3 separate regions of the Homo sapiens genome follow, and regions 2 and 3 are each linked to region 1. The links are chromatin contacts, found by Hi-C or POLR2A ChIA-PET in ENCODE. All regions are on one chromosome and are shown on one strand. Each heading gives the region's core, a stretch centred on a gene start or an enhancer-like site at or near the end of the contact. The rest is flanking DNA. Distances are from core to core; before and after follow the strand shown. Region 1 holds the start of KDM5A (lysine demethylase 5A). Region 2 overlaps CACNA2D4 (calcium voltage-gated channel auxiliary subunit alpha2delta 4). Region 3 holds the start of DCP1B (decapping mRNA 1B).

Region 1 (4,323 bases), core at 1-2,500:
TTTAAACAAGCATCCAGTTGACCCTGGTGCAAGTGGTCCAGCAACATCATTTAAAAAGCACTGGTCTAATGAGTAAAGAAAAACACCTTTGACCTTGAGTAATCACTCAACCTCTTGGGGCATTAATCCCCTCCACACAAGGGATAGTATCTGTTTTCCTTACCTCAAAGGTGAGATTATAATTAACCTTATAGGCAAACCTAGTTATCTGCAATAACTGTGATTCTAAAATCGTTGATCTTGAGTTCCCTACGTCAAGAGATTTCAACATTTCCTTCCACCTCCACTATAAACCAATTTTTCCTAAACCTCTAAATTTTAGAATTATTGCTGCTCCTTCTCTTTCCCCGCTAAGACTTTTTCACTGCGGCAATAATTAGTCTGGAGTTCTTGTCTAGTAATACCATCCGGTGAGACTAGAGCTCAGATAACCTTTTCAGAAACCCTAGCCCTGAGATGAGGCCTGCAAATATTTGATCCAACCAGGTCTTGAATAAAGAGATAGCCGACTATCAAACCATAATGAGGATACGTGAGGGAAGAATACGTCACGTCATAATACTGTACTTTAAACACCATATCGGCTAACGAAAGGCTTTAGGCCCACGGCTGAGAGAAAAGTATCAGTTCCCAAGTTCTAGGCGGAAGAGGCCCAAGAGACACCACTTTCTCGCTTTCAGACGTGTCTACATAAGACCACAAAAGAAACCGAGGCAAAAACATCCAGAAACAGGCTCCAGTTGTCTCAAAAGAGAGTACATATGAAACGAGACAAGGATCAGAAAAGTAAAGCTAAACCCAGTGTACGGACTCCCCCATTCTTCCTTCTCCCCCTCTCTCTTCACAGACTGAGGTACCTTGGGCGGCCGAATTTTGCAGATGCCGGTTTTCTCCGCCAAAGGCCGGATGCGGCCGATAAAGCTGAGCGGATCTGTGAACTCCTCCCAACTCGGCTCAAAGACGGGGCACTCTGGCGGTGGCACGAACTCCGCCGCGTAGCCCCCCGGCCCCACGCCCGCCATTGCAACGGCCGGGGGGGGGGGGGGGTCCCCGTGGGGAACCGGTGGAGAAAAGCTGGCTGAAGCCCACTAAGCCCGTTCAAGTCCCCTGACAGAGGCCGAAGCGCATCTTCGCGGACAAGAACCGTTCAACACAGAAACCCCAGAATCGCTTCCTCCTCCCGTTTGTTATTGTTTCTTGCAAGGCTTTTCCACTGAGGTTCAGGACTTTTCCGGAAGTTACCGTGCTGTCAAATCCCTCCGCCCCCTGCAGGAAACGGAATCCTTCCGCAGCTGCACGACGCCTGTGTGTCTGGCCTTTCCTTCTTCTTCTCTTCCCCGGCAGCACAGTGTGGCTGTTTGTCTCCTTGCCCGCCAAAGTTCTGCCCAGTCCAACGACTCCACGCAGCTCGCCCTTGGTAAGGGGTCGGGGAGGGGCACAAGCTCTTCTTTACTAGAGGTACGGATTGAGGGAAGCCGACGGGGCGAGGCGGGGCGAGGCGCAACGAGGCGGGGCGAGGCGCGACGCGACGTGACGCTTTCTTCCGGCGCGGAGGAATGTGTAATGCCCCAGAGGGCAGAGGTTGTGCTTCCGGTGAGGAGGGTCCCTTTCCCTTTTGTGTATCAGTGCACTCGAAAACACGCCGGGCTTAATCTTAAGCACCGCGCCTCACCGCCCGTGCTTCGTAATTTGTTTTAACCTACCCTGCTGCGTTTATAGCAAGTAGCCTTTCCAGCATTTCTCTTTTTTTAGCCCTTTGAATGCAGATATTTTACAGTAATCTCACTCTGCCACTTTATACCCGCCTCTTCTCCATCAAAACAAGTGCAGGTCTAACCCATCCCCTAAATCCTGCCAGCTGGCTTTAGCCACCATCCATGAATTGCTTTTCCTTTTACACAGGACGCAGCAGCTCTCCTGAATTACCAGCCAGTATCGTCTAGCTACCTGCAGGACATCTCACTTTGATAACTCAAAGTACTTTAATTGTTCACTGTTTCTTCAGTGTTCCTGGTTTCCATTAATGACTTCATCTATTCAGTTGCCTGAGCAAAAAAAAAAAAAAAAAAAAAAAATCAAGAAATAATCCTAATTCTTTCTGCTCTCACTTCCCATGTATAATCGTGTGTCTCTCCATCCCCGTTACCAGTATCCTAATTTAAATACTCTTACTGACAACAGCTGATTTCTCCTCTCAAATCCCTCTCCATCCACACGTTGGATTGCTTTGTCTAAAATCCAGAATTCATCTTGTCACTTTTCATCTCCAAACTCAACAACTCCAAACATCTTTTTTAATTGCTGATTTGCTGCTTTGCTCTCCAGCTTCATCTCTCCTGCTTCTCCATATGATCTACAGAAGTTTTTGTGGTGACTTTAGTACACCATGATTTTTCTCACCTCTGAGTAACAAATCAGGGGACTTTGAATAACGCAGATTGCCCTCCATAATGTGAGTAGGCCTTATCCAATCAACTGAAGGCCTGAATAGAACAAAAGACTGACCTTCCATGAGCAAGAAGGAATTTTGCCAGTAGATGGCTCTCAGACTTGAACTGTAGCATCACCTTTTCCCTGGCCTCCAGCCTGCCAACCCACCCTGCAGATTTTGGACTTGGAAGCTCTATAATCAAGTGAGTCAAGTCCTTAAAATAAATATCTTTATAAACACACACACACACACACACACACATCTTATTGGTTCTGTTTCTCTGGAGAACCGTGAATACATCTAGGGTTGGAGGGTTCAAGATGGCCTCACTTACGTGTCTGGCAGTTGGTGCTGGCTATTGGCTGGGAAGTCTTAGTTCTCCACATGGCTTCTCATCTTCTGGTAGATGGAGCTTTTCCACTGCATGGTGGTCTTAGCATTCTAAGAAGATGAGAGTGGAAGCAAAGACCTAAAGCCTAGACTCCAAAATGTACAAGATCACTCCATCATATTCTGTTGGTCAAAGCAAGTCATAAGACCATCCCAGATTCAAGAAGTGGGAAAATTCCAATTTTTTATGAGAAGAGTGACAATGTCACATTACAAAGGGGTGTAGACACAGGACGCTGTGATTCATAATAATTCCATACAATTATTATAATGATTTATGTCCAGGTGCAGTGGCTCACGCCTGTAATCCCAGCACTTTTTGAGGCCAAGGCGGGCAGATCACCTGAGGTCAGGAGTTTGAGACCAGCCTGGCCAACATGGTGAAATCCTGTCTCTATTAAAAATGTACAACAATTAGCCCAGGCGTGGTGGCAGGCGCCTGTAATCCCAGCTATCCAGGAGGCTGAGGCAGGAGAATTGCTTGAACCCAGGAGGTGGAAGTTGTAGTAAGCCGAGATCGTGCCACTGTACTCCAGCCTAGGCAAGAAGAGTGAGACTCTGTCTCCAAAAAAAAAAAAATTTACAACAAAGTCTTTGATTTTTACCACTTAAATCTGGAAAACTATATTATTCGGAAAAAGAAATAATGGAATTCCGAATAAAACAAGCCACTGATAATTCATTTTATTAAACATTCAATTAAATGTAATGGTTTTGCTTTCAAATTAACAGAGCGTGAGAACCTGATAGAACCTCAGTATAAGCACAAATCCTTAAAAGCTTTGATTGGTCCTATTTATTTCCTGTTATTTTCTTCAGATTATACTTACCTATTTTATTTTAAACTGTCTCTCTAGTAGAATAGAAAATGTATAATGATTCTCAATCATTTTTATTTGCCACAGTACTTCTGAGAAATCTGTAGTGGTTGCTTACAACAGCAGGAAGTCTGTAAGAGAAGACAGTGAATAGAAGGGCAGCAAATATTAACATCTCTGGTGCGAACAGAAGAAACTTCTGTAGTTACAACCACCTCACATTCTGATGCTTCCCTCAGGGGGGGCACATGAACCCCACTCCCACCTCTCATGCTTACCCCTTTGAAAATCACTGTTGTAAAAATCCAAATTGTGTTTCATCAGCTTCTATGAGGGCATTCTGCACACACAATGTTAAACTGAGTCAATAGTATTTGGGTTTCTGGTCAGAACAGTGGAGTATAACTGTAGTTTAAAAGGATCATTTGCATTACTTAAACAATCCTTGACAGTAACTTTTCAGAAAAAAAAAAATTAGAGTATTATTTATCTGAAATTTATTATCCTGAGTGTTAAAATAGACTAAAATGAATACTTAGATCTGATAATCATTTGGCTAGACCGTGGTCCCTGGATTTTTAAAAAATGCAATAAAACCTCACAAAATCAGATTAATTAGGGTTAGTTTCAGAGAGGGAAAAGTCAAAATTACTGAATTCTTAAACAAATGTCATTTTAATTCAA
Region 2 (4,258 bases), core at 326-2,825, 1.4 Mb after region 1:
CACATTTGACAGAGGCATTATGTGCAGAAGCCACTGTTAAGGTCAATATCTCAGGACCGGAGCCCATTCTGCAGACTGGAAAAAGGTCTGGAAGAACCTGCTCTGGTGCCACCAGTTGCCCTGCAAGCAGCTTTAGGGTCAGGAGGCAGCACCGGGGCCCAGGGAAGGGTTAGAGAACAAATAACGGAGCCCTGTGGAGGACACGGGCGGTGAAGGAGGCTGGCCCCGCTGCTCAAAATCTGAGCCCTACAGACACCTCCTACAGCCCCCGCCCCCACCGCACACATCCCCGAGCATTGCAGGATATATTTGACTTCTGTCGCCTCCTGCAGCACTGGTGGGAAGATGCTGCAGTCACAGGTGGGGTCTGTCACCAGGAGGAGGAGGTTACTGTTGGGAATCTGCTGCACCACAAATACCCTGCAGCAAAGAAAGGGAGTCGAGGATGGCTCCGTGGCGACCACGAGAAGGGCTTCTAGGGAAGGAACTTCTGGAGACTTTAGTGTGGAGTTAGGGTGGCAGGGAAGCCCGGAACCATGAGGCAGGGCGGGTCGGGGCAGCTAAGGGAACGGGCCTGGCAGATGGCTCAGTCCTACTGGCTTTGCTCACAAGCCTTTGCTGCTGCATTTCCTTTCCTAGCAGACTGGAGACAGTGAGGAAGTCCAAACTGGGCCGCTTTGGAGAGTGCAGAGTTGCTATTAATATATGCAGGGACGACAGGCGTAAATCAAGACCGTCCGGAGCAAATGGGCGGGCGAGGCAACACTTGCTCTGGGTGAGGGTGGCGGGGGCAGGCCCGGGCGAAGCGGCAGCGCTGGAGCTTGGCCACCAGGTGGCGCAGTGGCCCCGCGCTCGGCGAGGCCGCCCTGCGAGGAGTGGCGCGGAGTGGGGCGGAGCCCGCCCGCCAGGCCCACGGCCTTCCCAGCAGTCCCAGCGGCCGCCTACCGAGCGCCTCCCCTGGGATGGGCGGTCTCACACACCCAACGTGCACACCACAGCCGTGTATACTCTCAGCCTTCACGGCTCTGTATGAGGCTGGTGTTGTGCCCATTTTGCAGATGAGAGAATGGAGACTAGAGGAGGCGAAGTCACTTGCCCACGGTCATAAGCGGGGGAGCGCAGAGCCAGTTTTCAATTCAGGAGTGTCTACTCTGAAGCCCTCGCTTCACTCCGGAGCCCGCTGGCTCTATCCTCGCACCGAGCCTTTGCGACAAGTGCACAGGGAACGCTAACCCCAGCCCTCAACGCTGCACAGAACCCGGGGTGAAACCCGCGCAGCACGACGCGCAGGGAGTGGGGGAGAAGGGAGCCCCGATGCCAGCGCCGCAGGTGCCGCACTGTTAAATGGTGTGCCACGGGCCCGGGGGTCTAGGGACCGCCTGGCGAGCGGCACGTCTGGCTGAGGCGACCCTCGAGGAGGCCGCCGCATTCCCAGCGTGGGGGTCCTCCCGGGCTTGGGTGCGGGGGGTCAGCAGGAGAGACCCTTCCGCGCGGCCTCCCTGCCTCCCCGGGGCCAGGGCGGGTTATAACTAGCGGCTTCCACACAGCAGGAAGCCTGACAGAGGCTGCCCGCGGGGCTCCCAGCGACCCGAGGACATCGCACACTTCCGGCCTTCTCTTCTCACACTCCCTCTGCCTTCCAAGTTCTCCCCACGCAGCTCAGGCGCGGGCACTGGCACCGCCCTGGGCACCGCCTGAGCAGGGCTGGGGGAGACCCGCCGAAGGGCCCACTCGCCCAGAGACGCCGTGGGGTCACGGCTGCGGCCTCGGCGGGGTGGGCTCGACACACAGGGTCAGGCCTCGGGACCACCTCTCCCCATCCCGGCTGTCCCGGTCCCCAGCCGTCCTGCCCGCCTCAGACCGTCCGCCTCCTGCGTGTCTCCTCCACTGAGGACGGCGGGGGAAGACCCCGGGAGCGTGGGCTCTGCACTTAGACGCATCCCCTCCTCCCGGCTGTGGAGCCGTTTCCCGGGGGTTCCGGGGCCCTGCCCGCACTTCCGCCTTGCCGAGGGCGGGAGGAGTGTGGCGGGACGGGCGGCGCCGCCCTGCGGTCTTACTTCTGGCAGGGCCCGCACTCCACGATCCCGTTGGCCTCCCGGATGGCCGGCTGGTACACGAACACGGGGTACTCCGTGTCGCAGGGCTGCAGCGGGTCCTGCTTCTTGTGTTTGTGGGCTGCGGGCGGAGAAAGGACATCACGCCACCGAAGGGGCCTCTGGCCTGCGGTGACCTCGCCTCGGCACTCCCAGGGCCAGAGTTCACCCCAGTGCATTTGCAGAGGGTCCCTCCTCAGGCAGTTCTCAGGACACGCGTGGGAGGAGCCGGGCGGGGGGTGAGGGGAGGGAAGACACCCGGAGTCTCTGGAGAGGGTGGCTTGGCACGGGGAGCGCCGCAGGGGCCCTGAGCCTCGGTGGAGGGAAAGCGCTTCCTCTGGGGAGCCTGGCCCTCACTGAGCTGGGGGCAGTGCACCATCTCCAGGGCCCCTTCCAGCACTCAGATCCCGGGGGAGGGTCTGAGCGGGGAGCAGAGGCAGTAGGGGCACCAAGGGGTGGCTTGGGGGTACTTAGGCCCACCACCCCTCCCTTCACTGTGGACAGACGCAGTGCAGTTCCTGGGCAATCCTGCCCTGCTCTCCCGCACAGCCAGGCCCACACTCCACCCATTGAGCCTGAGCGCCTGCGGTGGGGGCAGCCGGGCAGGTGGGCTCCAGGCCTGGGGCTGCGGAAGCCCAGAAGCCACAGCCACCCGGTGCGGGACTCCTCGGGGGCTGCGCGATTTGCCTTAGCTCCCTGGGACAAGGACAGTGGACTCAACCAAAGGTGGAGGCGAGTGCCTCAGCCCCGCTCTGCAGGACCCGAGTCCGTTCCCTCCCGGAGCCTCCTGAGGTGGGCACATGGCAGAGCAGGGCCCTGCCACACAGGCTGTCTGCATGGCCCTTCTGTTCTCAGGGCCTGGCTGTGGCCCCCAGGGATAGACCTAGAGGCAGGGAGCACAGGTGTGAGCTACCTTCCCAGGCTCATGCAGAGTCCTACAGGAGAGCATGGGTCTCCCCAGCTTCCAAATCCAGAAGCTCCCAGCCAGAGCTGGAAACCCAGAGGGGACACTAGCTGGCGTGCAGAAAACTCTCACCGAGAGGAGCAAGCCCACAGCGGCCAGGGCTGTGAGTTTTGTCCCCAGGGCTGGGCACAGAAGCCTGCCTGACAATGGCAGGGTTGAGTGGCGTCCCCAGGGTCACGCAGTGGAAGGGGCTGCAGCACCTACGCCCCGGCCTGGGACTCCAAGTCCAGTGCGCCTTCACTGGGGACACTGACATCTGTGTAGGCCAGACCAGGGGGAGGAGCTCCAGGGGACAGGTACCCCAGAGAAGAGAAATTCTGAGCAGGCAGATTGAGGGGGATCATCTTCAACTTTTGCAAGATGCAGCTGCTGACAGAGACAGAGGGGACAGTGTCCTGTCACTGACACCTAGTGACTGTGAACACCCCAGAGCAGCCCCACCCGATCGCGGATGTGAGTCCAGAAGGAGTCTGGAGACACAGCCCGAACTGCCCTGAGCCCAGGGGCAGAGGAAGCCCCAAGCCAAGGCCAGCAGAAGAGAACGAAGAGCAAGCCAGAGAGAGGACCACAGTGGAGATGAAGAGATGGGATAAGCTGGGGACAGCCCAGGTGGTGGGAAGTTCTGGAACCCCATGGCAAAGGTTCTAGGAACACGGAGGAACTGAGCAGAGCCCGCTGAGGCAAGATGGCCTCCTGCAGTCATGGAGGGCCCAGGCGCCCGGGCAGTGAGTGCTTTGAAAGGCCAGGCTCATTGCCGCCCTGCACGTGTGGCCACAGCCACCGGGCTTTGTGTTGGGGCCTCTCATGGTTGCTGCCTCTGGGGGACTCTGTCCTCAGACACAGGGTCCCGCAGGGGAATCATCCTGAGAGCTTCCTGGGGCCCCTGGAACCCGGAGTCCCGCTGAGGGCTGGGGTGCCGCTGTTTGCTTCTCCAAGGGGTGGGCTGGAGGTTGCTCACTCATACTGGCTCATGGCCACCCGGCCACACCACCGGCTTCCTCTTGGAATCTTACGTGTTCTCACCCAAGGGGAGGCTGGAGTTTCTCATTTTCCCTGGGGCCTGACCGTCCTCATGTGGGATGAGAACTGGGCTAGACTCCCCAGTCCCCCAACCCCCAGGAATGGTACTTTAAACCAGGAGAGCTCAGCCCTGCTTGGGGTCATTCCTGGGACAGGTCATGGAGGGTGGGTTCTTTGTAGC
Region 3 (4,749 bases), core at 1,625-4,124, 1.6 Mb after region 1:
GTAGGTCTCAACTTATCCTCCCAAATCTCTCTTCATCATGCATGTAGCACGTGAGTCACCTATGAGGCTTTCAACAATATGAAATGCCTGGGTCTCATTATCCAGAGGTTTTAGTTTGGCATTTTTCACTTTTAAAAAACTCTGACTTATTTGGATACACCAAAAACTTAGAAAACCACTAGCTAGGAACACAACGTTAGTCACTTTAGGGCAGTTTTCAGGCTCAGCATTCCCTGGCCTCTACTCTATAGATGTCACAACACTCTTCCCTTCAGTGTGACAACCAAAAACGTCTCCAGACACTGCCAAATGTCACCTGGGGGCAAAATCAACTCCAGCTGAGAGCCACTGGTCTAAGGACTGACAGCTGGAAAATACCAGGGTTATGGTCTTCAATTGACACATAGGTATTAATATTTTGGAGGCGGGGGGCAGTCTTTCCTGGCAACAGGGAGTAGGTCTAACTCTAAAATTCCTATTCCAGTCATCACATAATCTTTCTTAATCCTTCTTTAAAGCAGTTCATTTTCTAGACACCTTTCCTTCCTAATTTCTCCTCCTTTGAAAGGCTGAAGTCATTCTTCATCCATTTTCAGGGCAATAAGAATTCCCCTCCTTAAGATCCCCCCTGCCTTCTTGTAAATACTTTCTCCTCTATTCTCAACAATGTTCTCATATTCTTATTAGGTTTACATTCAAACGGCTCCCATCCACAGTGACAGCACATGGAGACAGTGGTCATAATTAGTTTGCCTCCAGCAACTGCTCTGCAGTTGAACTAGGTCTCTCTGTTTTTCTGGCTACCACAGCCTTGAAGATTAGAACTTTGAAAGAATGACCTTTTCCTGAATGAATTATGCCCTGTCTGAAGGCAACATATCCAGCAAGCAGGAAAACATAACTCCTGTAATTAATGCATTGTGACACATCTGCTTTTTGATGAGGCTTTAGGTATCTAATAAACATCTGTAACTATCTTAAAAAGGTATCTATCACATTGATAAGGGTCAAAAGCCTATAGGAAACAACTATTATTCAAGAGAAATGCTCTACTCTCTTTATACTGACAGTTTCTTGGGATTCTCCAGACTCGAATCCCAGTGTCAAGTCAACTTACAGAACTATACATCCCTGGTCCTCATCTCTCTACTACGGAATTACTTTTACAGGATTATAACATTATACCTTTAGCATTTTTCTACAGAGCAGCAAAATAGCCATATGTAGAATATCTTTTTATATATTTTTAATTACCATGGAGGAAACTGTCTATGTTGCTCAATGTTCTTTATGTAAAAACGAAGGTGACACCTCGAAAAAACAAACAAACAAAAACAAACAAAAAAAGTAGGTGACAAATTCCCCTGGAAACTAGGGGGAAATAACCTCTTTCTCCTGATCAAGAGGTACACTTTCTATTACAGAAGAACGAATATTAAAGAGCTCTTCCTGTTCTCCTTTTGTGTTTGGCTACTAGGAGAGCAGACCTAAATTCTTTGCCCCATTCCGGCAAATTTCCTCCGTTAAGAACTTTGGGCAAAACTGTTTGTCTACCCCATTCTTGCTTGTCTTTTTATTTTTATGTTAATGATTTTCAGGTGAGTTTTTTACTACAGGCTGCTGAACTATACTGCAGATAAGTAGGCTTATGAATGTGGGTGTTAAAAAAAATACAGAGTTGTTCAACATGGATGTTTTCCTAGATTAAGTTTTGATGTTTATACAACCGACTTGAAGAACACAAAAAGTTTATCTGAAATCCATTCATCAAGGCTAAGTTCTCCATACTGTTTTGTAACTTATTTTAAAATGATGGATATCATGTATGTGATACATAATGGATGATGAATATTATTTGGACAAAACTCATTATGAGTAAAGAAACAAAATTACATGTCTCTACATTCGAGTGGGTGGGTTACAAAATTACAAGCAGCAATCCCTGCAACAGGATTCCAGTGTTCTAGGCTTCTACCCCATTCTAACTATGAGGAAAATGAAATTTCATTCCATTACCATTTACTGGGACTCTGCTTTGAGAAGAGCACTAAAATAATTTGGCTCCCAAATGACCTCCAATATCGAACTTGGTGTGCTGCCGTGTAATAATCTTCCCAAGAGCATCAGCTTCCTTCTAAGTGTTAGACCCTGCCCCATTTTGTCTTTTATTTGACGAGGTTGGCTCTTTTCTTGGTGTTTCCCCTTAAGTTTACAACTTGCAGATTTCTCCCCTTCTATCAAGTTTTGATTTCTCTTTGCCCCATCTAAGACTGACATTCCAAAATCAGAACTCTGCACTTTTATTCGTCTGCTGTCCCTGCCTCCCCCATAGCCACAGATTCACTGTAACAGAACTCTGCTCTACTTTCTCGAGCACATCGGTCTTCCGGCCATAAGGTATCAGGTCCTTCCTTTCCTTCGGCTCTTATGGTGCCGTACCCGATCGGTCTGGTCTCCCAGCGTTGGGTACGTTAGAGATTTAAGTCTTTTCCCCAACTCCAGGTAGCTCCACAGATCCGCCTTCCTTCCCCCAAACCCCCGAGACCCCATCTCCACAACTTCGGCCTCAGTCCCCAGATCCACCCACTTCCAGGGCGTCAACGTCTCCTCCCCCTCACCGGGTCCTCAAGTCCTGAGTCTGACGCCCCCCGCCTCCACCCCAACCCTGGGCTGCACTGCTCCGCCGCGTCCGCACGCACCCACTCGTTGGCCCGATGGCCGAAGGTGTACAGAGCCACCTGGCTGGCCACGTCCACGATGCGGTTGATATAGGGGTCGTGGCGCTGCAGGGCCGCTAGGCTGATGTCGCGCCCCTTTCCCACCAGGCCGCCTGCCGCCACGGCTGCCATCTTCCCTCCCTCCCAGACATAGGCACGGGGCTCTTGGAAGCCACTCTCAATAGATCGCAGAACGAGCGAGCTGCCTCGCAACCGAGAACCCACGGCGACCACACGGCCCGGGAGGCCTTCCGGCTCCAGTCACCCCCACCCTCCTGCCCGCCGACAGACGCAAGGCCTCACTAATCGATGGCCGCGCCCCGCCCACTGAGGATCGTTGCCACTGGCAACGACAAGCCCAGGCCTGCCCTCTGCATCCCGTTTCTTTCTCCAAGAGCTGTTTTTCTACGCGCTCGAGCCTTTGAGCTGTGTGTGCGGTAGGATTTCCTTCTTGGATGTGTTCGACCCCTTGGCATATCTTTTCTTTGGCGCTTCAGTGATCAAATCTATCACAATAAATAAGCCTCGAGCATCAAGAACTCTGAAGAGAAAGAGAACTGAATTGATTTCTGAATGCGCTAACACCCAGTGGTTCTCAAAGTGTGGTGTGGTCCTGGAACCCTTTGGGAGTTTCTGAGACCCTTTCAGGGGATCTGCAAGGTCAAAAAAAAAACAAAACCTTTTATGACAATGCTGAGACTTACTTATTTGACTTGTTCACTGTGGTGACGTTTTGCAGACAATGGTGGTTAAAAGCGCCGGTGGTTTAACCCAATCAAGGCAGGGGCACCAAACTGTATTGCTAGTCAAAGTACGCGTCACTAATCTGCACTCTCAGTTACAAAAGAAAAAAAAAAAAAGAAGAAGGTAGAGAGCCAGTGTCACCTGATGGTGTTCTTGATAAGCAGTAAGAATTATTAATTTCATTGAAGCTTAATCCTTGGGTACAATTCTTTTTAACATTCTGCATGAAAAAATAGGAAATAGGCATAAAGCACGTCTGCTGCAAAATGAAGTGTGTCATATTTGTCTCTAGGAAAATACTTCTGTGCTTGAGTTGTAGGCCGAATTCATGTTTTTATTTTTATTTTCATAAAACATTTTTACTTGAAAGAAAGATGGGCAAACTATGATTATTCAAACAGGTACTTGACAGACATTTTTCTGAAAATAAATAAAGTGTGCCTGTCACTTTCAGGAAAACAAGGGACAATTACTGCTGCCAATGATAATTTTTAAGCCTTCAAGCCAGAATTAAAAGTTTAGAAAATGTGTATCTACTGCCATGAGCTTGACATCTCAGTACTTAATGTTTTTTTTTCTGATGAGATCAGTGATGATATTAATGAGCGCAATTTTAACAAATCTTGTATAATGGAAAGTGTCAATATCTCAAAGATCTGCTTAACTCAGTGGTCCAGTATTTTCCAAAAGACCAATGTCTCATGCTACATAATCATGCACAGGCAAAAGATCCATTCAAGGACAAGGTGGACTAATGGATTTTTAATGTAACAGTATGAAAAGTTAATAGGATTTCAGATAGTACATTGCAGCTAAGCTTTGAGAAACTCCAGCTTGTCAAGTTTTGGTATATTATCCAAGAAGAATATCCACAATTGTCTGAAAAACTCTATTAAAATATCCATCTCTTTTCCAACTACATTATCTACATATGAGGCCAGAGTTTCTTCATATACTCCAAACAAAACACACATAGCCCGGGGTCTTTAAAGTTATTTTTAATTTCCAATATGGTAAATATAGGTGGGTATAACTCACATAAACAAAAGTTCTCTGAGGGAGTCCTTAATAATTTTTAAGAGTGGGCCAGGTGCGGTGGCTCCTGCCTGTAATCCCAGCACTTTGGGAGGCTGAGGCGGGCGGATCACAAGGTCAGTAGTTCAAGACCAGCCTGGCCAACATGGTGAAACCCCGTCTCTACTAAAAATACAAAAATTAGCCAGGAGTGGTGGCAGGTACCTGTAATCCCGGATACTCGGGAGGCTGAGGCAGGAGAATCGCTTGAACC

Evidence for each region. A loop is a pair of places that touch in the nucleus more often than their neighbours do. ChIA-PET counts read pairs that join two places held with the same protein, here RNA polymerase II (POLR2A). Pooled maps may share reads with other maps.
Region 2: a loop to region 1 is called in a map of naive thymus-derived CD4-positive, alpha-beta T cell, with 17 times the contacts of the local background. The contact joins the enhancer-like site here to the promoter of KDM5A in region 1. A Hi-C loop is called at or near these places in 3 of 168 maps with a recorded cell type or tissue (B cell, CD8-positive, alpha-beta T cell and naive thymus-derived CD4-positive, alpha-beta T cell) and 8 of 50 pooled maps.
Region 3: a map of CD8-positive, alpha-beta T cell shows a loop between it and region 1 (11-fold over the local background). The contact joins the promoter of DCP1B here to the promoter of KDM5A in region 1. A Hi-C loop is called at or near these places in 1 of 168 maps with a recorded cell type or tissue (CD8-positive, alpha-beta T cell) and 9 of 50 pooled maps. POLR2A ChIA-PET finds 5 or more read pairs at or near these places in 1 of 52 experiments (Caco-2).

What each region holds. Positions count from the first base shown.
Region 1 is chr12:388,070-392,392 of GRCh38, forward strand. KDM5A (lysine demethylase 5A) reads right to left here and starts at 1,251. Exons shown (of 28, transcript NM_001042603.3): 1 at 858-1,251. The coding sequence starts at 1,022. LOC105369594 (a long non-coding RNA gene) reads right to left here. Exons shown (of 4, transcript XR_007063149.1): 3 at 3,652-3,770; 4 at 1,964-2,872. It also overlaps a transcript of CCDC77 not described here. RefSeq lists an enhancer at 1,414-1,708.
Region 2 is chr12:1,795,361-1,799,618 of GRCh38, forward strand. CACNA2D4 (calcium voltage-gated channel auxiliary subunit alpha2delta 4) reads right to left here. Exons shown (of 38, transcript NM_172364.5): 35 at 2,058-2,175; 36 at 308-420; 37 at 1-21. Among named protein-coding and RNA genes, the nearest start is that of LRTM2, 23 kb to the right of the region's middle. RefSeq lists enhancers at 187-754, 866-1,771, 1,772-2,676 and silencers at 715-1,044, 1,385-1,514, 1,615-1,844. Within about 2 kb of position 1,576, at least 30 of the 41 ENCODE cell types and tissues checked have a DNase peak (open chromatin) inside an H3K27ac peak, as active enhancers do; they include B cell and CD8-positive, alpha-beta T cell, where a contact is called at or near this core.
Region 3 is chr12:2,001,583-2,006,331 of GRCh38, forward strand. It overlaps DCP1B (decapping mRNA 1B), which reads right to left and starts at 2,875. Exons shown (of 9, transcript NM_152640.5): 1 at 2,700-2,875. The coding sequence starts at 2,849. It also overlaps a transcript of CACNA1C not described here. RefSeq lists enhancers at 1,957-2,596, 2,921-3,150.